Regions from separate parts of the Homo sapiens genome. Here region 2 is linked to region 1. A link is an interaction called in ENCODE POLR2A ChIA-PET data of the cell type or tissue named here. Cell type or tissue: OCI-LY7. All regions are shown on one strand. Each heading gives the region's core, and the rest is flanking DNA. Links, peaks and the distances in the headings are about the cores only.

Region 1 (10,512 bases), core at 2,513-10,512:
TTAACAGACATACGTGCACGCGCACACACACTCTTAAGTCCTGTTAAGTTTTGTGAACCATTGTTCTGTATCATTTTACAGATCTTGGAGCTGAGGCCCAGAGAGGGTGACACCCTTACTGAAGGGTGCACAGCTTGTTAGCTGCAGTGTCTGGACTAGAATACAGGGTAGCTGAGGCTCCCTCCCCTGCAGGGCCTCCTCCGGGCTTGTGTTCTCTTGGGGGCCTCTGAGCCTCTTTCCCACCCCATTCTAGACTCGCCTGTCCTGGTCCCTGCCGTGCCCCCAAGGCTGGGCACCTGCAGGGACTTAGGTAAGCTGCCCAGTGCCTGGGGTGTTATGCCAGGTGTGCCCGTGTCTCCTTGCTTAGACCTTTGCAGTGGTTCCCATGCAAACTCGGAAAGCCTGGGCTGTAGCAGAAACACCAGGGCACTGGGGATGTTAGAAATGCCAGGGCCCGGGGCCCCCAACACCAATTAAATCAGAGTGTCTGGGTGGGGCCTGGGCAGCAGCCATCTCTAAGCCACCCTGTGGGCGGCTGCTGCTGGGTTGGGCTCCTAGATGGGTATTTTTAAAAATTAAAAAAAGTATTTGTCATGAGACTGGCTAAGTTTTGTATTTTTGGTAGAGACAGGGTTTTTGCCATGTGGTCCAGGCTAGTCTGAAACTCCTGGGCTCAAGCGATCCACCCGTCTTGGCCTCCTGAAGTGCTGGGATTATAGGAGTGAGCCCTTGATCCTGGCCCGGAGTATTTTCAAAAGTGCTTTCTGTAATGGGGCACTGGCAGCCTTAGACAGGGATATGGCGTGGGGAACCTGGTGCCCTGGAGATCGGGCGTGGGCATTGTGCCTTCCCTTGGTTCCCTACAGGTCCAACAGCAGCCTCCCCAGCCAGCCTCTTCCTGAGCCTGGGGCGGGCAGGGGAGAGACCAGGGACAGGTGGGCCAGGCTCCACTCAGGCCTCTGCCTTCCCCCTCCCAGCTTCGTGGCTCCAAGGCTCAGCGGGTTGGCCTACTGGGCCGTGTCTCCACCTCGACTTCTCAAAGCCTGGTCCGGTTGGAGGGAAGCGTGGACAACAGAGAGGAGAAAGTGAGGCTGTCTGTGTTCCGGGCCCCAAGCTGTCTGCAGGCCTCTGTGGCCCATGAGGAGGGTGAGTGGCAGCTGGGTCCCAGCTCAGCTAGCTGGGCCACGGCCCCTGTTGGCTCAAGAAAGGACGGGGGTCTGGGCGTTAAGATTTCAGAAGTCGGGGCTGGGTGCAGGGGCTCATACCTGTAATCCTAGCACTTTGGGAGGCCGAGATGGGTGAATTGCTTGAGCTCAGGAGTTCAGGACCAGCCTGGGCAACATAGTGAGACCCCGTCTCTACTTAAAAAAAAGGGGGGGGGGTGGCCAGGCGTGGTGGCTCACACCTGTAATCCCAGCACTTTGGGAGGCCGAGGTGGGTGGATCACAAGGTCAGGAGATCGAGACCATCCTGGCTAACACGGTGAAACCCCATCTCTACTAAAAATAGAAAAAAGTAGCCGGGCACAGTAGCGGGTGCCTGTAGTTCCCAGCTACTCAGGAGGCTGAGGCAGGAGAATGGCGTGAACCCGGGAAGCGGAGCTTGCAGTGAGCCGAGATCGTGTCACCACACACCAGCCTAGGCGACAGAGCGAGACTCTGTCTCAAAAAGTAAAACAAAAACAAAAACGAAAAAACCTGGTGGGGTAGGGGGTGATGTGTTCCTGTGGTCTCAGCTGCTGGGAGTGAGCTGTGATCCAGCCACTGTACTCCTGCCTTGGTGTCTCAAAAAAAAACCTCAGGAAACCCCCTGAAGCCTTATGGCATCCCTAACTGACTGCCGTGTCGGGGGAGGGGACAGAAGAGGGGGCTTCAGGTGGCTCAGGTGGTTGCTCTAGGTGGTGCAGCTCAAGGTTCTCAAATCCTAGGGCCTTGAGGCTTGGCCTGGGGCAGTGGGGAGCTACGGAAAGCGGTGGAGGGGGAGTGGGCAGCCAGAGACATGGTGGGGGCACCAGCAGGTCCCTTTCTGGCTCCAGGGGGCAGAGAGGAGAGTGTGGTGCTGCGGGCATGTGCCCATGGGCGGACAGCCGAGGCGGAGGTCCTGTTCCGGGATGGCAGGCAGCCCTCCCAGCCGCTGGGACGCCTGACCCTGCAGGCTGCCAACCAGAGTCTCCTGCTGGCCGCGCGCGGCTGCCAGGGGGGCCTGCTGGGCCATGTGGAGGTGAGAGGGCCTGGGCTGGGACACAGGGAAGGGGTTACCGTTCTCCCACTGGGCAGAGGCCCCCGTGCCAGGAGCCCCGAGCCCTTGGGGTCCAGCTGTGCCCAGAAACCAGGGCAGACAACCCCATTGTGAGGCCCACACCTGCTGCTGGCACCGAGAACCTTGTGTCTACTTCATTCCTGCGAGGCCCCAGCCTCTTCCTCTGTCCTCACAGTCCAGGATTGCAGCAGTTGGCTCCCAGGTGCAAGCCCGGCTGGAAGAGAAGGTTCAAGGCTTGGGTGCCTCTGTGAGAAGGTTCCAGCAATTGGTGGGTATCACAGCAGGGGAGGGTGGGGGCTCAGGTTGGAGAGGTCCCCCTCTGACCTGGCTTGTAGCCCCCACTCACCAGGCAGGAGGGTCTGGGGCTCTCTCTGCCCTGGACCTCACCCTGATTCTGCCTCGGTTTCCCTGTCCAGGTGCAGCCGGCAGGCACCCTGGACGGCGTGGCAGGCCTCCTTCTGCAGCTGTCCCAGGCGGGGCGGGAGGCCATGCAGGCGAGTGGTTGGGCAGTAGCCACTTTGTGGGCCCGGAGCCAGGCACTGACCCAGCACCTGCCTCTTTACCTGGAGTGGCTGCAGGTGGGGCTGGAGCAGCTGCGGGAGGAGCTGGAATGTAAGTGTGGGAGGGGGAGGGCTCAATCCTGTGCGGAAATCAATGTCCCCCCTCTCCACCGGGGCCCTAAGCGCTCACATTGGCCTGTGGCACTGTTTCAATCAGAAATGTGGCCTCGCTTCCCATGGGCCTGTAGCCCAGCTGTGTTTAGCCCCCTGCCTTATTTGTTATAGATCTACAGCCTTTGTTTTTTCTGGGTCTGCTGTGTCATTTTTACAGAGTCTCCAAGCTCATCTCCCTTATGCCTGCTGCCTAGGTTTTTTCAGTCTCCCGCCTGCTTTCTTTTGAGTATACAGCCTTGTTTCTGTGAAGCTCACTGCCACAGCATCTCTTTCTGGTTCCACGATGAGCTCAATGTGGCCAGGTGGTCATTAAAGGCTCACACCTGCTGCCCCAACCAGCCTCGTGGCAGGACTGGGAACCTCTGGCCTCTCCGCCATCCAGGGCTAATGCCCAGCACAGCACAGAGCCCCCAAGGCCCTGCCCAGCGCCAGGGTGGGCATCCCTCTGACTGGCTGTTGAATGTTACCTCCCGATCCTCCCTGCTGTGCCAGAGTGTTCCTGTGACCACCCCCAGGGCAGTGAATCAGGAGGAATGCGCCAGGACTCCGCCCAGCGCTATTCACAGCTGTGATTTATTATAGTGAGGGGATGCAGGAGTGTCAGCACAGGGAAGGGGGCTGGGGCGGAGTCTAGGGAGAACCAGGGCCAGTGCCCAGGGTACTCTCCCAGTCCCAGCGCTTTCACACAGGATGCATTTAGCTGTCCCAGCTGTCACCAGAGCAGCTCCTGGGAGACTCAGCACCCAGGGTTTTTATTGGGGGCTGCCACACTGGCAGGTGCTGCTTGGCACGGACCACACTGTCAGACTCCTAGGAAGCAAGCAGGGGTCCGGCATAAACCACGTTTGTACAAACAGTTCAGATGCAGGGAGCCTCATATCAATTCTAGGACTGGTGGGAACCCTCCCCCAATCCAAGTTCCCAGACAACCTTATAAGCAGGCCTTGCAGAGACGGCTCAGGCCTGCTGTGACAACTCCCCTGCAATCTCCAGTGCCACTGCTCTGTTCCAGTTCCCCCAGCTCCCCACATCTTAATCCCAGGAACAGGCCCTATCTCCTCGAGGCCTGGCGTGTCTGGGCAGGGCTGGTTCTCTGACCTGCCCTGAGGTCTCATGGTGGGTGGTGGCTGCCTGTTGCAGGGCCCCTGGCCACACTGAAGGATGCCTACCTGGAGGTGACACTGCGGCCCCTGGAGGAGGTGTGGCGGGAGCGAGCAGAGGAGGCCATGCGGCGGCTGCAGGCCTGGGTGCCCGGGATGCCAGGCAAAGGGGGTCCAAGGCCCATCAGGGCGGCCCTGGGGGCCATGAAAGGAGCCCTGGAGCTGGTGAGTGAGCAAGGATGGGGCGTAGTTGGCAGGTGAGGATGACTGAGCCAGCTCTCACTGTCCCCTCCCTCTCCAGGCCGCCCAACAGATGCTGTCTTGGGCTGAGGCCACGTTCTCACGGGCACTGAAGAGGCTCTGCAAACCACTGCTGGACCTGTACAGCCTGTCGGCCAGGTAACTCGGGGTTTGAGAGTAGCGCATCCTGCGTGCCTGCCACATACCAGGTGCAGTGCTGAATGCTTTGACACCTTCCGACACACTGACTCCTGTGACCACCCTGCCCAGGGGCTTCTTCTCTCCTCGTTTTACAGATGAGGAAGCTGGGCTTTCTTCCTCACTCCATAGATACCTCGTGAGCACTGGCCGAGGGTAGGCAGGATTTCAGGAGCTGCAGAGAGCGCAGTGGCTGAGGCTGACCCTGCCTTCAGGAAGCTCACTTTTACTCAGACACGAAGCACAAGGAAGTCATCTACACCGGGGCTGGTACAGCTCGCTGCAGAGGGCCTGAGAGTCGCATCTTAAGCAGGCCATTCGGCTCTGTCACATTTCCTTGCTTTTGTTTTGTAATCTTTTTTTTTTTTTTTTTTTTTTTTGAGATGGAGTTTTGCTCTTGTTGCCCAGGCTAGAGTACAGTGGTGCAATCTTGGCTCACTGAAACCTTCACTTCCTGAGTTCAAGTCATTCTCCTGCCTCAGCCTCCCTAGTAGCTGGGACTACAGGTGCGCGTGCCATCCCACCCAGCTAATTTTTTGTATTTTTAGTAGAGACAGGGTTCTGCCATGTTGGCCAGGCTGGTCTCAAACTCCTGACCTTAGGTGATCCACCTGCCTTGGCCTCCCAAAGTGTTGGGATTAGAGGCATGAGCCACTGCACCTGGCCTGTTTTGTAATAATCTTTTTAACACACAAAAACCCTTCTTACTTGCAGGCCGTGCAGAAGCTGGCCACAGGCTGGGGCCCACTGGTCACCATTTACCACCCCTGAGCTATACGTTAGGTAGCAAATGCTAGAGAAGGAACATCGGTGAGATGGGGGGGTGGATCCTATGAAACGGTGTGGCCATGACTGGCTTTGAGGAGAAGGTAGAGTTTCAGCAAGAGCCACGGGGCCAGCGTGGTAAGAGCGCTCCAGGTGGGGGTCACTACTGCACAAAGGCCTGGGAGAGGGATGTGCCTGGCCTGTTTGTTTTTGAGATGGAGTCTTGTTCTTTGTTGCCCAGGCTGGAGTACAATGCTGTGATCTCAGCTCACTGCAACCTCTGCCTCCCAAGTTCAAGGGATTCTCCTGCCTTAGCCTCTCAAGTAGCTGGGATTACAAGCATGTGCCACCAAGCCCAGCGAATTTTTGTATTTTTAGTAGAGACGGGGTTTCACCATATTAGCCAGGCTGGTCTCAGACTCCTGAGCTCAAGCAACTTGGCCTCTCAAAGTGCTGGGATTATAGGCATGAGCCACCAAGCCCAGCCCTGTCTATTTGAATATCAAGCCAGCAGGGCTGGAGCAGAATGCCTGCAAGGGAGAGTGGATGTGACTGGGAGTTCCTAAGACTGGGGAGGCGGGTAGGTGGGGCTCAGCTGGTCTCTGGCTTCTGCTCTGACCTAGGAAGGATGTGATCGCCCTTTCACTTTAAAAGACCCTTTTGGCCCCTGTGTTGAGAACACGGGGGTGGTGGATAGAAGGGGGGAGCCCAGTTTAGAGCAGAGACCTGGGGACCCAGTATCCTCCCCCTCACAGGCACGAGGCCCACCAGGAACCGGGCTCCAAGCAGGGAGGCAGCTCCTTCTTCCATGCTGGTGGCCTCACAGAGCATCTGGAATCCGGCTCTGCCTCTAACTAGGATTCCTCTGCCTCAGTGCTCTGTGCCTCAGTTTCCCCAGCCATAAAATAGGGACTAAACCCACATCATGGGGAAAAGACTCCCTGTGATACAAGTTCCTGCTCCTGCCTTCCTGCGGTCAGAATGGAGGCTGATGAAGGGAAGAGCTCCCAGGGCGGGGTTTGGCTTGGCTGAAGAATGACCTGCCTGGTTACTCACCTACCTGGTGAGTGGGATCCTGTCACTGCTAGGTGGGGGTGCCAAAACATGGATTCAGGTGGCAGAGAGGGAGTTGAGGCTGCTTCCTGCCTCCAGCTGCAGGGCCTCTGGGTTCCTAGAAGTAAGCAAGTGAGGCCACCTGCCCCTGCTCCCTCTCTACTGGCCCATCAACAACAGGGTATGAGATGTTTGTCTTCCCACTATACCCCCATGTGAGCTGACATCCCCCTGATCATTCAAATCTCACAGGCTTGACTCCTACTCTAGATCCTGAGAAAGTTCCAGTCCTCCCCTAAACTGTAGAAATTTTCTAGACCTGTTGGCCAGGCACAGTGGCTCACACCTGTAATCCCAGCACTTTGGGAGGCCGAGGTGGGCAGATCAGTTGAAGTCAGGAGTTTGAGACTAGCCTGGCCAATGTGGTGAAACTCCAACTCTACTAAAAATACAAAAATTAGCCGGGTGTTGCGGTGGGCGCTGGTAGTCCCAGCTACTTGGGAGGCTGAGGCAGGAGAAACAAACCCGGGAGGCAGAGGTTGCAGTGAGTTGAGATTGTGCCACTACACTCCAGCCTGGGCGACAGAATGAGATTCTTAAAAAACAAAATTTCCTAGACCTTCCAGCTCCTGTCCTCGGCATCCCCACACATAAGCCCATGCTGCCCAAGACCCGGGGAGCAGAGTAGGCATGACATCGGACATCTGTGTCCTCAAAATGGGGCAGCTTGTTTCTGTCCCCAGCCATCATCTACCACCTCCGTTGTCATGCCGGCCTCTGTCCTCCTCCACCTCATGATGGGATTTCCCAAAACAAGGACAGCCCCTCCCTGAAAGGCACCCTCATGCTCTCCACTGCAGAGCTCTTCCTGCAGACCTAGAAGCTCCCCTCTGCAGCCAAGGGAAGCAAGGCTCGGGCAGGCACAGTGACTTGTCCTCTGCATTCCCTGCAGGAACCGCTCAGTGGTGGTGATGCTGCCACTGTTGCCTGCGGGGGACGAGCCCCTGGACGTGGCCCGGGTGACCAGCTACCTCATGGAGGAGAAGCTGCTGCGGCCGCTCCGAGAGCTGTCTGGGGCCAACGTGCTGGCTGAGTACTACTGGCTCAGACGCCGCCTGCTGGCGGGCCCCTGGGAATGTGAGTCCTGCCCCGGGCTGTGCCGCCCTCCTCCCTGAGAGCCCCCTGCCTCCTGGGCACAGGGAAGCCTCCATAGGCTAGTAGCATCACAGTGCCAGGCCCAGAGCTTACTGGACTTCCCAAGGTCCTATGGGACTAGGGCTGAGGGTACACATCCTGCTTTTGTCCAGAATATAAGTCTTGGCCCTGCAGAGGGGTGAGGAGGGTGGTTTAGGGCTTCAGGCCAGCTCCCTCCCTGCGGGCACTGCTGGAGAAGACGGCAGCCCTCCAGATCCAGCTGGAAGAGAACTGACTGACTTCAGACTCGCCGGTCAGAGGCGACCTGTAGCCAAGGGCTGGGGAGCTTGCTTGTGGCTCAGGCTTGCTGTGTGGCCAGGCAAGTCAAGTCTAACCTCTGTGGGACTCGGTTTCCTCCACCATGAAATGCTGTGTGGCCAGGTGAGTCTAACCTGTGGGACTCTATTTGCTCCACCGTGAAATGTAGGTAACAACGTGGCTCGCTCATATGGGTAATGGGCATGTACTGTTCTTGATGCAGGGGGAGCCCCTCATGTCTATGGGGGAACCCCGGTACCCAGGCTTGGCAAGGAGTGCTTTATGTGTGTGGGACTCACACCCAGGCCCAGGGCTCCCTAGAAGCGTGGGCGCAGTCATGTCTAAGCAGCACATTGGTGTTGTAGAAAACAGCCTGGTCTTCAAGTTCCATGTGTGTGACCGTGGGCTTCTCTGTGCCTCTCAGTTCTGACAGCTGCCCACGGGGCTGGTACTGCCTCCCTCAGGATGCTGGGACTGGCCGACAGGTGCCTGGCTGTGCACCATAGATGGTGCTTCCTGGCCACGGGCAAGGGCACCCCCACCCCCAAGCCACAGCTCAGGGGCCGCACTGGCTAGACTGGTCAGACCTCCTTCTCAGGCCATCTGTTCCCTACCCTGAAGAGGGTAGGTCTGCAGGACACCAGTCTTGTGTTTGAGGGACCTGTTGGCTATCCACTTACATAGTGAATGTTTCCCCCCATCCCCGCCAGCAGCTTCATTGAGATTAAATGGATGACTTGTATGTGTGACATTTTTTTTTGAGACTAGGTCTCACTCTGTTGTCCTGGCTGGAGTGCAGTGGCGCCATCTCAGCTCACCATAGCTTTGACCTTCTGGGCTCAAGTGATCCTCCTGCCTCAGTCCCCCAAAGTGCTGGGATGGCTTTTAGCGCCGCCGTGCCTGGCCGATGTGTGAATTTTAAGTGTACGATTCAGTGGCTTCTAATTTATTCAGAGTTGTGCCTGCATCACCACAGTCGATTTTAAAACATTTTCATCACCCCAAACTGAAACCCTGCAGCCACCAATCTGCCTTCTGTCCATGGCTGTGCCTGCTCTGGACATTTTATGTAAACAGAAGCATAGACCCTGTGGCATTTGAGCCAGGCTTTTTTACTTAGCACAGTATTTTTGTAGCAGGTCTCAGGACTCCTTTCCTTGTTAGGGCTGAATTGCCAGTAGACCTTCAGCTCATGTCATCTTGAAGCCGGTGGGGGATCCCTGGGCCTCTGGCTGCTGCGCCAGGGGAGGGGGAATCCAGGCCTCAGGGCAGGCTAAGCCAAAGCTCTAGGCATCCGGGGCACCCAGCAGGCATTGGGCTCCTACTGCGGTGGGTGGAGCTGGCCCCGCTCACCCTGCCTTTGGGCTGCTTCTACCCAGACCATGCCCTGGTGGCTGGGGCCCAGCACGTGGTGACCTTCGACGGCCGGGTATGGGACCTCAGCACCCAGTGCGGCAGCATCCTCCTGGCCCAGGACTTTGCTCACAACACATTCTCGCTGACGCTGAGTCGGACAGGCTCGGGGCTCACAGCCCTGTTCGTGGAACTTAACCACAAGACCCTCATCCTCTACCCCAGTCTGCAGGTGAGCAGGAGAGGCATGGCAGCCTGTAGGACTGAGCCTCCCCTGGAGACCTGTGCCCATGGCAGGTCGCCTGGGGGGATGGCACTTTCAAGCTTGTCACCTGGCTGTGGGTCAGACCTCCTGCCCAGCCCCCTCTGGCCCACAGGCCTACAGGCTGTACAACTCCTCCCTGCCGGGGGACAGTTGTCCGGACCTCAAGCTGCATCCTGCCACGACAAGGAAGGACGTCTCCAGGATTGAGCTGGCCAGCGAGGACGGGGTGTCTGTCTCCTGTGACGTGCCCACCGGCCTCTGCAGCCTGACTCTGGGCCTCTGGCAGCACGGTGGGTCTGGGCCCCAGGAGGGTTGGCCCCACCTACAGCGGACTCTTTGGGATGCACCCCTTTAAGCTTCCAGGGCGGCAGGGGGCTACCGTGCATGCAGAGCCTCTGCCGGCCTCGTCTCTAGCATGGCAGCGCGTGTGCCCTCAACTCCTCATCTAGCCTCATGCCATTGACCCCATGTCCAGATGACCGCACAGAGGCCCAGGGCTTTCTGTCCCATCCGTGGGACACGCGGCTCCAGTGTGGAGTTGGCCCTTCTGTCGTCCCTCTGCCAAGGAACACAAAGGAAGGGCCTGGATTCCAGCCACTTGAGCTGAGGACATGGGGAGGGGACGGGGGATACACATGCTGTCCCTGAGCCCCTGTGCTTTCTCTTCCTCCTCTGATGAGGGTTTACAGCCAGGGCCTGGGCTCCAGGAGTCCGGGGTGGAGGTGGTGGGACTCTACTGCTCCTCTGTGTGCTTCAGGCTCATCTCACACACAGGTCCTGAGGCAGCAGGGCTGGGGCTGGGGGAGGATCACAGGGTCTTACGGCCGGCCTCCGCTTCCCTCTTCCCCACAGGCATATCCGCTGGCCTTCTGGGCACCAATGACAATGAAGCAGGCAATGAGCTGATGTTGCCGGATGGCTCTATGGCCCGCAGCCTGGAGGAGCTCAGCCTGGCCTGGCAGGTGAGCGGGTGCACCTGCCTGTCCTGCTTCCAGCTGAGGTTCTTGAGGGCTGCTCACTGCAGAGTCCCGGGAGAGGCAGGCGGCCTGATGGCTCTGCAGAGGACTTCGTAGGCCCAGGGTTTGGGGGAAGTCTCCTGCTGAGGCCAGTGTACGCGGGGGAGCCACATGGTCCAGCAGGAGGCCTGAGTCTT
Region 2 (10,688 bases), core at 1,627-9,626, 390 kb before region 1:
GCTAGATTTTAACAGTATCCAAAAATAAGATAGTATATTTTTAAACGTCTTTTTCTTTCTTTAAAAAAAGGAGTATGGGGCTGGACGAGGGGGCTCACACCTGTAATCCCTGTGCTTTTTTTTTTTTCTTTGGAAACGAAGTCTTGCTCTTGTCCCCCAGGCTGGAGTGCAATGACGCGATCTTGGCTCAGTGCAACCTCTGCCTCCTGGGTTCAAACGATTCTCCTGCCTCAGCCTTCCGAGTAGCTGGGATTACAGGCACCTGCCACCATGCCCGGCTAATGTTTGTATTTTTAGTAGAGACGGGGTTTCACCACGTTGGCCAGGCTGGTCTCGAACTCCTGACCTCAGGTGATCTGCCCGCCTCGGCCTCCCAAAGTGCTGGGATTACAGACGTGAGCCACTGTGCCTGGCCAGTCCCTGTGCTTTTAATCCCTGTGAAATTAAAAAAATTAGCTGAGCATGGTGGCACACTTGTAGTCTCAGCTACTCAGGAGGCTGATGAGGGAGGATCGCTTGAGACCGGAAGTTTAAGGTTGCAATGAGCTGTGATCACACCACTGTACTCTAGCCTGGATGACAGGGTAAGACCTTGTGTCAAAAACAAAACAAAACAAAAACACACACACAAAGGGGTGTGTGTTGGGGGGAGATTATTTCACAGGTAAAACTAATCAATGGTGAGGAAAAAAGAAATTACAGTAGTGGTTTGGGGAAGGGGCATGAAGGAACTTTGTAGAGTGACAGTTAATGGTCTATATCTTTTCTTTATTTAAGAGACAAGATCTTGTTCTGTTGCCCAGGTTGGGTTGTAGTGGCGCGGTCAGCAGCTCACTGCAGCCTCCAACTCCTGGGCTTAATCAGTCCTCTTGCCTTAGCCTCCTGAGTAGCTAGGACTACAGGCACGTACCACCACACCTGGCTTAATTTTTTGTAGAGATGGGGTCTCTCCATCTTGCCCAGGCTGGTTTCATACTCCTGGGCTCAAATGATCCTCCTGCCTTGGCCTCCCAAGGTGCTGATCTATATCCTGATAGGGCTCTGGGTCACATGAGTTTGTCAAAACTCACATTAAGATTTGCGTGTTTTACCTTAAAAAACAAAACTGTAAACAAATATTGATCTCTACTTAATTGTGTGTGTGCTGAGATGTTTAGGTATCTGCAGCTGACTTTGAAATTTATTAAAACAGTAAGACGGACTGATGAATGAACAGAAGGATGAGCAGATAGATAAAGATGGGCAGATGTGATCTCACAAAATATTAATTGTGGGTTTGGGCATACAGTATTATAATTGTTTTTAACTTTACTGTGTGTTTGAGAACTTTCAAAATAAAAGTTTTTGGGGAAACTTAAAAAACTACTGAACATGAAATACTCTGTCATATTATATTCAAATATTGCCTGATATTGTGATCCTAGATCTATAAACAGCTAAAGGGGTGTATTTTGTGCATTAAAAACGTCTGTATCCATTTTCCGTTTCCTTTCAATCACTTACTTGTGGTGTCAGCTCTTTGCCACACGCCTTTTGTGTATAAGGTTGAGGTTCAAGGTTCTCTAACACTTTCTGGGGAAAATAGCTTTAAGGCTATAAACTTGGCAGATATCACTACCCAGGAGTCCATTCTTAGCCAGCAGATTAACTTTTTGAGTCAACCTCAAACCAATTCCCTACCTTGGCTAGATAGAGGCTGAGAGAAAGGTACATCATTCACTGAACTGTGTGGCCATCGTCCTGGTTTCAGACATCCTTTTCTTTTGTTCCCTCCCTCTGGCCTGACTGCTCTGGCATCCTGCATACTACTCTGGGTTCCTCTGAACTCTAAAGTTCGAACTCTAAGTAAATTGCCCTGTTTTAGCTAAAACAAACAAAAGCCCGGTGGTCCCTTAAGTCATCTTTCCAAGGAAGGGCTCAGAGGATACATAAACTTTAAAAATTTGTTTAATTTTTGTACAGAGGTAATTCATTTACGTGGCTCCAAATAAAACAAAAGTTTTGAACACATAGATTGAAAAGACCTCGTCCTACCCCTTTTCCAGCCTCAGTCTTCTACTACTGCTGTAGTCTCCCATGATTCCATCTGGGACTATTTTATGTTTACACAAGCATATGTCAATATATATACCTACCCGTCACTTTAAAAAAACACAAAACGGCCAGGCGCGGTGGCTCACGCCTGTAATCCCAGCACTTTGGGAGGCCTAGGTGAGCAGATCATGAGGTCAGGAGATCGAGACCATCCTGGCTAACGCGGTGAAACCCTATCTCTACTAAAAATACAAAAAAGTAGCCGGGCGTGGTGGCGGGCGCCTGTAGTCCCAGCTACTCGGGAGGCTGAGGCAGGAGAATGGTGTGATGCCGGGAGGCGGAGGTTGCAGTGAGCAGAGATCGTGCCACTGCACTCCAGCCTGCGTGACAAGTGAGACTCTGTCTCAAAAAACAAAACAAAACAAAATGGGTCATATGGATACTTAAATGCCTCATCTTTTTTTTTTTTCCTATAATTTCTTCAGGCATTTCCTTTTTGATAGACACTGGGTTAGTTTTTTTAAAAAAATATTATTTTTGAGACAGGGTCTCACTCTCTTGCCCAGGCGGGAGTGCAGTGGCACAATCGTAGCTCACTACAGCCCTGACCTCATGGGTTCAAGCCATCCTCCTGCCTCCATCATCTGAGTAGCTGGGACTACTGGTACGCACCACCACACCCGGTTGCTTTTTTTTTTATTTTTTCGAGGCAAGGTCTCACTCTGTCACCCAGGCTGGAGTGCACTGGCATGATTGTAGCTCACTGCAACCTCGACCTCACAGGCTCTATCAGTCCTCCCAACTCAGCCTCCTGAGTAGCTGGGACTACAGGTGCATGCCACCATGCCTGGCTAATCTTTGTTATTTTTGTTTATTTATTTATTTTGAGATGGAATTTCACTCTTGTTGCTCAGGCTGGAGTGCAGTGGCACCATCTCGGCTCACTGCAACCTCCGCCTCCCGGGTTGAAGCGATTCTCCTGCCCCAGCCTCCGTAGTAGCTGGGATTATAGGCATGTGCCACCACGCCCGGCTAATTCTGTATTTTTAGTAGAGATGGGGTTTCCCCATGTTGGCCAGGCTGGTCTGGAACTCCTGACCTCAGGTGATCTGCCCACCTCAGCCTCCCAAAGTGCTGGGATTACAGGCATGAGCCACCATGCCCTGCCAATTTTTTTTTTTTTTTTTTTTGAGATGGAGTGTCACTCTTGTTGCCCAGGCTGGAGTGCAATGACGTGATCTTGGCTCACTGCAACCTCCGCCTCCCAGGTTCAAGTGATTCTCCTGCCTCAGCCTCCCAAATAGCTGGGATTACAGGCATGCACCACCATGCCCAGCTAATTTTGTATTTTCAGTAGAGGTGGGGTTTCTCCATATTGGTCAGGCTGCTCTGGAACTCCTGACCTTGGGTGATCCACTCGCCTCGGCCTCTCAAAGTGCTGGATTACAGGCGCGAGCCACTGCGCCCGGCCTCTTTTAAAATTTTTTGTAGAGATAGGGGGTCTCCCTGTGTTGCCCAGGTTGGTCTTGAACTCCTAGGCTCAAGTGATCTTCCTGCCTTTGCCTCCCAAAGTGCTGGGATTACAGGTGTGAGCTACCATGAGTGGCCTGAGTTAATTTAAAAAATCTTTTTCTTTTACAAATAGTGCTTCCTTAAATTATTTTGTACATATAAATTTTTAGAAAACATTTATAAATTAAAAAAATATATAAATTTTTTTAAAAAAGCATTTCTATTAAGGACATGGGCCAACATGTCCAAGTAGCTAGAAGGGTGGAATGAGCTTCCATGCCCCTCATCCAGCTGGAACCATTATCCATATTTTTGGCATTCTTGTTTTATTTCCACCCAGCTACCCCCCTTTTGGCTAAACTGTTTTAAAAGCACATTCCAGAAATAGTGCCATTTTACTCTAGTGTCATGGACTTCTTAAACTTCTTATTTTGTAATGTTTCAAACACATACAAAGTCCAGAGAATAGTACTGAAGAATCCCCTGCACTTCTCACCCTCCCCTGGTTATCAGCATTCTGCTGTTTCCTCCCCACCTCACAGCCCCCCCCTTTTTTGTTGTTACTGGAGTATTTTAAAGCAAGTCCCCTATGTCATATCCTTTCCCATGTAAACACTTCAGTAAAGTACCAACTTTATAGGACAAAAATATTGAGAACTGACGGTGTTTCAAAGAAGAAAGGGTTTAGCACCAGTTATCAGCATTTGGGACATTCCAACCCCCATCTCACCCTTATACTTTGAAAAAAATGAGATTTAAAAATAAAACTGTAAATGCCAAGCAATAATGAAACTAAAAAATTTCAGCAATGTACTTCAAACATGAGTGGAATTTCCCTTCCTGTCACCTGGGTCCAAATACGTGGTTTATGTGTAAGATGTTGTCTTAACTTTAGGTCTCAGTTGTTCTCAACTGGGGCTGATTGTGCTTTCCCCACCCTGACATTTAACGATATCTGGAGACACTTTTGGTTGTGAGTGGGGTTGGGGTGAGGGGCTACAGGCATAGTGGGTAGAGGCAGAAATACTGCCAATGTCCTGCAATCACAAGACAAGGAATTAGCTAGCCCAGAATGCCAAGCCTGAGGAACTCTAGTTTGGGCCACTGGGAGATGATGTTTTATCTCAGATCTCTTCTCTGTGGCTCTCCTTGAACTTGGGGAACTGCTCGGTGAACGTTGATTAGTGGAGGTGGGGCCCAAAAGAATGATATGTGTTGACATTTGCAAGTGTTATATTGAGGATAACATTTTAATATCCAGAAAATTCCAATGGAAGTAACTTTATATCATTATTTTATCTGTTGTATCAACAATAATCATTTTGGAAGTTTGTGGGACAAAATATGTATAAGGTTTAAACTTGGCTTACAAGGAAGTCAGACTCCCTCGGAGGCAAGCGGATGTGAAACCTTTTTATTTCTGGAGAGCTTCCAGAAGCAAAACAAGGCTGGAACTGTTCTAGGGACAGCTTATGCGTGCGTGTAGACAGGGAAAAACAAAACCTGAAGCCAAAGGAGGGAAGAGGAAAGGAAGGGGAGACATGACTTTTTCCTGGAGACTGCTCAGGAGGGGTATACAAAGTCTGCATAGCCATTCAGCCTTAAAGAATGTGAAAACTGGCCAGGCGCTGTGGCTCACACCTATAATCCCACACTTTGGGAGGCCGAGGTAGGTGGATCACTTGAGGTCACGAGTTCGAGACCAGCTTGACCAGTAAGGTGAAACCCTGTCTCTCCTAAAAATACAAAAATTAGCCAGGCGTGGTCGCAGGCATCTGAGTCCCAGCCACTCAGGAGGCTGAGACAGGAGAATTGCTTGAACCCTGGAGGTGAAGTTTGCAGTGAGCCGAGATCGCGAGATCGCGCCACTGCACTCCAGCCTGGGCAATGGAGCGAGACTCCGTCTCAAAAAAAAAAAAAAAAAAAAAAAAGAATATGAAAACGGTGTGCTTATGGTGTGCCGGACCACAGGGGAGCCACAAAGATGACTCCTGTACGGTCCCTGCCGTCCAGGACCCTGGAGTCAAGTCAGAAATGGATGTGTCCACAGCTGATTGTGTGACAAGGTCTGGATTTGTGGGTGTTTTCATTGGAGTCCAGGGACCCTGGTACCTTATGTGCTTTTTTGCCTTGTTTCTTTCCAGATTGCTCATTTAGAAAGTGGATGTGTGGGATAACATGTCCAATGTGTCCGAGGAGAGAAGAAAAAGGCAGCAGAACATTAAGGAAGGACTGCAGTTTATACAGTAAGAGCTTCAGAGTTCTTGTGTTCTTGCCGCGTCCTAATTCTTTGGTGTGGATGTATGTTTTGTGGAGAGGAAGAACTCTTTAGTCATGTTTAATAGGTCCAGTTAATTTGGGTTAGAAACTCCATATTCTAGCAATATTTTTTTCTTTTGTCCATTTGAACATTCTTGCATTCGGAAGCAAGTGTTACTTTTGCTGGCTTTTAGGGCTACAATTGTTAGTCTCCCCCAAAACGTTAGACTGAGAAATTTGAATTTGTTCTATGAACAGTGCTGCTGAGTGGAAAGTGACTGAAAATGAACATCTGGCGGCACAGAGGGCTTCTGTGATCAGACGTGTCTGTTCAGAAGCTCAGTGTTTAATTGGACTTCTTGAAGCATGTCAATGATGAGACAGCTGTGGTTTGGATGGACATGTCCGGGCAGAAGGGCCTCTTTGTTCCTTCCTGGGAAGGAGACATTCTCTCTATACTGCAGTAAATTGGATCAAATATTGTTAGTGGCTCTGTACTATTTTTAACCTCTTTTTTGGCAGTTGAAGAATTAGGGTTTTTAAAAAATAGAAGTAGGTTTGAAAGTAAAGTGTTGTACTTAAAAAATACTAAGGAATAGTATATATATATATATATATATATGTATATGTATTTTTTTTCCCATAACTGTAGTCATCTGTGAATAATGGTAGTAAAGGAGGAGGAAGTCTTTGAAATATGCCTTGAACCAGTGGCAAGCTAATGGAACCACAGATTTAAGATGACTTCTGGCTGAACAGGTCCCGATAAGGAGCTTGATAATTACAGTTAATTTGTTTCTTCTTCTTAGGTCACCGCTGTCATATCCAGGAACACAGGAGCAATATGCGGTAATGACTCCGGGAAGGTCTGCTTGAAAGCTCTGCAAGTGGCTTGTGAACTGTAATTTGTAGCAGGGGTTGGCAAATGATGGCCTTGTGGGCCCAATCTGGCCTGCTGTCCTTTTATTTTATTTTATTTTATTTTATTTTTTTGCAAATAAAGCTTTATTGGAACACAGCCACACTCATTTGTTTATGTATTATCTGTGGCTGCTTTTGCAACATATGGTAGTTTTGACAGAGACCATATGGCCCATGGAGCCTAAAACATGTACTGTCTGGGCATTTGCAGAAAAAGTTTGCCAACCCCTTCTATATAGGACTTTTTTTTTCTTTTTCTTTTTCTTTTTTTGCATACTTGCACAGTTGCCCTGTATTTTCTTTCCTCTATTAGGGTGGTTTTGAATTAATTTATCTTTTGAGCCACTTGAAAATTACTTCTCATGTCATTGAAAATAAGTGGGACAGAATTTATTGAGAAAGAGTGTGTGGAACATTTTTTTCTGTTAGGAGATGTTCTGACAGCAGCTAAGGGGGACTGGATACCAAGAGGGAAGAACTAGTGATCTGCTGTTTAGGAACAGGGAGAAAGCCCAGTTTATTGGGACTTTGACTGCAGACTCTTGTCTCTACTAACTATTGGTTCACCTGTGTTTTTTTTCCTCTGAGGGTTTTGAGGCTTCTAAATGTCACTTTCTTGCTGCCTCTCTCCCTCCTCCCCTTTTCTTCTCTCTTGTTCCTTAGCTCTCTACAAACAGATTTGGAATAAAAAAGTATTAGAGCCAGAAATAAACTGTAACAGTTGTTTCATTTTGCACGTGGACCTGGGGTCTAAAGATGTTAAGTGGCATGTCACGAGTTTTGTTAATAGTTGATCCGTCCAGTCTTCTAAAATAATTTAATCAGCTAAAATAATTTAATCAGCTTAGACAGGAATTCATAAAATGAGACAAAACAAGTTGAATATTTTTCTGATCTTGTGATGAAAAAGAGCTTTTAAAATACTAAATTATGGCCAGGCGTGGTGGCTCACACCTGTAATCCCAGCATTTTCGGAGGCTGAAGCAGGCGGATCACTTGAGACCAGGAGTTTGAGACCAGCCTGGGCAACATGGCGAAACCCTGTCTCTACTAAAAATACAAAAATTAGCCGAGTGTGGTGGCAGGTGCCTGTAATCCCAGCTACTCGGGAGGCTAAGACACGAGAATCACTTGAACTCAGGAGGTGAAGTCGCAGAGAGCCGAGATCGTGCCACTGCACTCCAGCCTGGGTGCCAGAGTAAGACTCTGTCTCAAAAAAAAAAAAGAAAAGAAAAAAAAGAACTAAACTAAAGCGTGATAGAAATAATGAAGGAAAATGACAAACTTTTATACATGCTAAAAGAATGTGTATACTTACTTGATAAGAAAAAAGTTTAACATCCCCCTCCCCCCAAATCAGTAAATGACCTGAGCAATTTACAGAAAAAGAAATACAAGGGGTCCGTAAAAATGTGGAATAGTTCAACTTCACTGGTAAAGACATGCACATACAAAGAGGATACCATTAAAAAAAATAAATAAACACAAAACGATACCATTTTCCACCTAGAAATTGGTAGATTTTACATATATGTGCACGGGTACCCACACACGTGTACACACACACACACTACCTAGTGTGTATGGGTGCTATAAAGTAAACCACTAGAAACATTTTTCATCATGGCCTTTTTGGAAGGCAATTTGGAAATACTGCTCAAAAGCCTTAAACTATTCATTCTCTTTGACTTGGGGCTTCCACTTGGTTTCTCTAGCGGGCACAGAATTGGAGATGTGAACAAATATTTATAAGGTACTTTGCTGCATTTTTCTTAATAGTGAGAAATTGAATTTCCCCTTGAAAAAGCAAGCAAGATTCAATCCCTAGCTGAGATAGCAGTGACTTGGGCTGCATCTCACAATTTCTTAGAGCAATGCTGCTGTTCTGTCACATTGTTTCCTGTGAAGTTTTAGGTATAAAAATTAAAATTTACTTATACCATATCTTGTTTGATAAAAGGCTTCAAGTGGTAACTTTCTTTTTTTTAGGTATATTTGCGTGCTCTCGTGAGAAATCTTTTTAATGAAGGAAATGACGTTTATCGGGAACATGATTGGAACAACTCGATAAGCCAGTACACGGAAGCCTTGAATATAGCTGATTATGCAAAATCTGAAGAAATTTTAATCCCCAAAGAAATAATTGAAAAACTATATATAAATCGTATTGCCTGCTATTCTAATATGGTGAGTTGTAATTTTTAAAATGATGTTTCTAGAGTGAAAAGAATTTTTTCAATGACTTAGTACATTAATAAAAAGTCAATTTCTTAAGTTTTTAAGAAAGTCATATTACCTGCTTTTGGAGTGGCTTGAGGCTTTTAAAAATTAGCTTTGGATTGGCCGGGCACGGTGGCTCACGCCTGTAATCCCAGCACTTTGGGAGGCCAAGGTGGGTGGATCATGAGGTTAGGAGTTTGAGACCAGCCTGGCCAATATGGTGAAACCCCGTCTCTACTAAAAATAAAAAAATTAACTGGGCATGGTGGCGTGTGCATGTAGTCCCAGCTGCCCGGGAGGCTGAGGCAGGAGAATCGCTTGAACCCAGGAGGCGAAGCTTGCAGTGAGCCGAGATTGTGCCACTGCACTCCAGCCTGGGCGACAGAGCAAGACTCCGTCTCAAAAAATAAAATAAAATAAAAAAATAAAAATTAGCTTTGGACAGAAGGTTAGGGATTTAAGAAATAATTTGTTTCTTAGTTATTGGTCCTTGATGATTCCCATTTGAGTATGGCTTTTGAAGGTGTGTCTGCTTATAAAAAAGTCATCCAGGGAAGATACAGGTCTTCACAGGTCAGTGTGTCTTTCAGGTATCCCTGTTCACAGTTAACATCTTAGTCAAGATCCAGTTGATCTTGTAAAACACTCTTGGTAAAAAACACTCTTACGAGTGTTTTTTTTTTTTTTTTTTTTTTTGAGACAGTGTCTCGCTCTGTCACCCAGGCTGGAGTGCAGTGGCACGATCTCGGCTCACTGCAACCTCCGCCTCCTGGGTTCAAGCAATTTTCCTGCCTCGGCCTCCCGAGTAGCTGGGACTACAGGCGCATGCCGCCGTGCCCAGCAAATTTTTTGTATTTTGTTAGAGATGGGGTTTCACTGTGTTGCCCAGGCTGTTCTCGATCTCCTGAATTCAGGCAATCTGCCCGCCTCAGCCTCCCAAAGTGCTAGGATTACAGGCGTGAGCCACCGTGCCTGGCGAGTGTTTTTTTAAATCAAGAAATAGTAATTAGTCTTCAAAGGAATTCACACTAGATTTTCACATTTTTAAGCTTAAAAGCTTTTGAAGTGCTTTTTTTTCTTTTTTTCCTTTTAAAACTTTTTTTTTTTTTTTTGAGACAAGAGTTTCACTCTTGTTGCCCAGGCTGGAGTGCAATGGCACAATCTTGGCTCACCGTAACCTCCGTCTCCCGGGTTCAAGAGATTCTCCTGCCTCAGCTTCCCGAGTAGCTGAGATTACAGGCATGTACCACCACACCTGGCTAATTTTGTATTTTTAGTAGAGACGGGGTGTCTCCATGTCGGTCAGGCTGGTCTCGAACTCCTGACCTCAGGTGATCTGCCCGCCTCAGCCTCCCAAAGTGCTGGGATTACAGGCATGAGCCACCACGCCTGGCCACCTTTTTTAAATTTTTGAGATGGAGTGTCACTCTGTTGCCCAGGCTGTAATGCAGTGGCACAATCTCGGCTTACTGTATCCTCTGTCTCCTGGGTTCAAGTGATTTTCCTGCTTCAGCCTCCCGAGTGCTGGGATTATAGGCACCCGCCACCACGCCTGGCTAATTTTTGTATTTTTAGTAGAGATGGGGTTTTTACCATGTTGGCCAGGCTGGTCTCGAACTCCTGACCTCAGGTGATCCACCCACCTCGGCCTCCCAAAGTGCTGGGACTACAGCTGTGAGGCACTGTGCCCAACCTGAAGTGCTTTTAATTTTCACTGTGGATACTCGGTAAAATATAACCAT

Evidence for each region. Peaks named below come from ENCODE experiments on the same cell type or tissue, not always from the same donor. Only the 100,000 strongest peaks of a DNase experiment are listed, where the experiment ranks them.
Region 2: POLR2A ChIA-PET joins it to region 1 with 15 read pairs; 6 of 35 experiments call an interaction of 5 or more read pairs at or near these places.

What each region holds. Positions count from the first base shown.
Region 1 is chr16:11,384,025-11,394,536 of GRCh38, reverse strand. LOC400499 (putative uncharacterized protein LOC400499) reads left to right here. Exons shown (of 67, transcript NM_001370704.1): 55 at 978-1,146; 56 at 2,036-2,220; 57 at 2,435-2,527; 58 at 2,676-2,871; 59 at 4,074-4,258; 60 at 4,335-4,432; 61 at 7,242-7,426; 62 at 9,121-9,326; 63 at 9,472-9,649; 64 at 10,212-10,321. It also overlaps a transcript of LOC105371082 not described here. Among named protein-coding and RNA genes, the nearest start is that of RMI2, 44 kb to the right of the region's middle. RefSeq lists enhancers at 3,916-4,670, 7,086-7,175, 6,708-7,590, 7,366-7,675. In OCI-LY7, for the core only: a CTCF peak has its summit at 7,423 (motif pointing left); a DNase peak (open chromatin) is centred at 7,406.
Region 2 is chr16:11,777,391-11,788,078 of GRCh38, reverse strand. ZC3H7A (zinc finger CCCH-type containing 7A) reads left to right here. Exons shown (of 23, transcript NM_014153.4): 2 at 5,691-5,792; 3 at 6,615-6,654; 4 at 8,716-8,913. The coding sequence starts at 5,725. Among named protein-coding and RNA genes, the nearest start is that of ZC3H7A, 15 kb to the left of the region's middle. RefSeq lists an enhancer at 4,342-4,401. In OCI-LY7, for the core only: no CTCF peak of the experiment used is centred there; DNase peaks (open chromatin) are centred at 4,388, 4,708, 4,958, 6,148 and 1 weaker place; H3K4me3 peaks cover 2,594 bases; H3K27ac peaks cover 3,820 bases.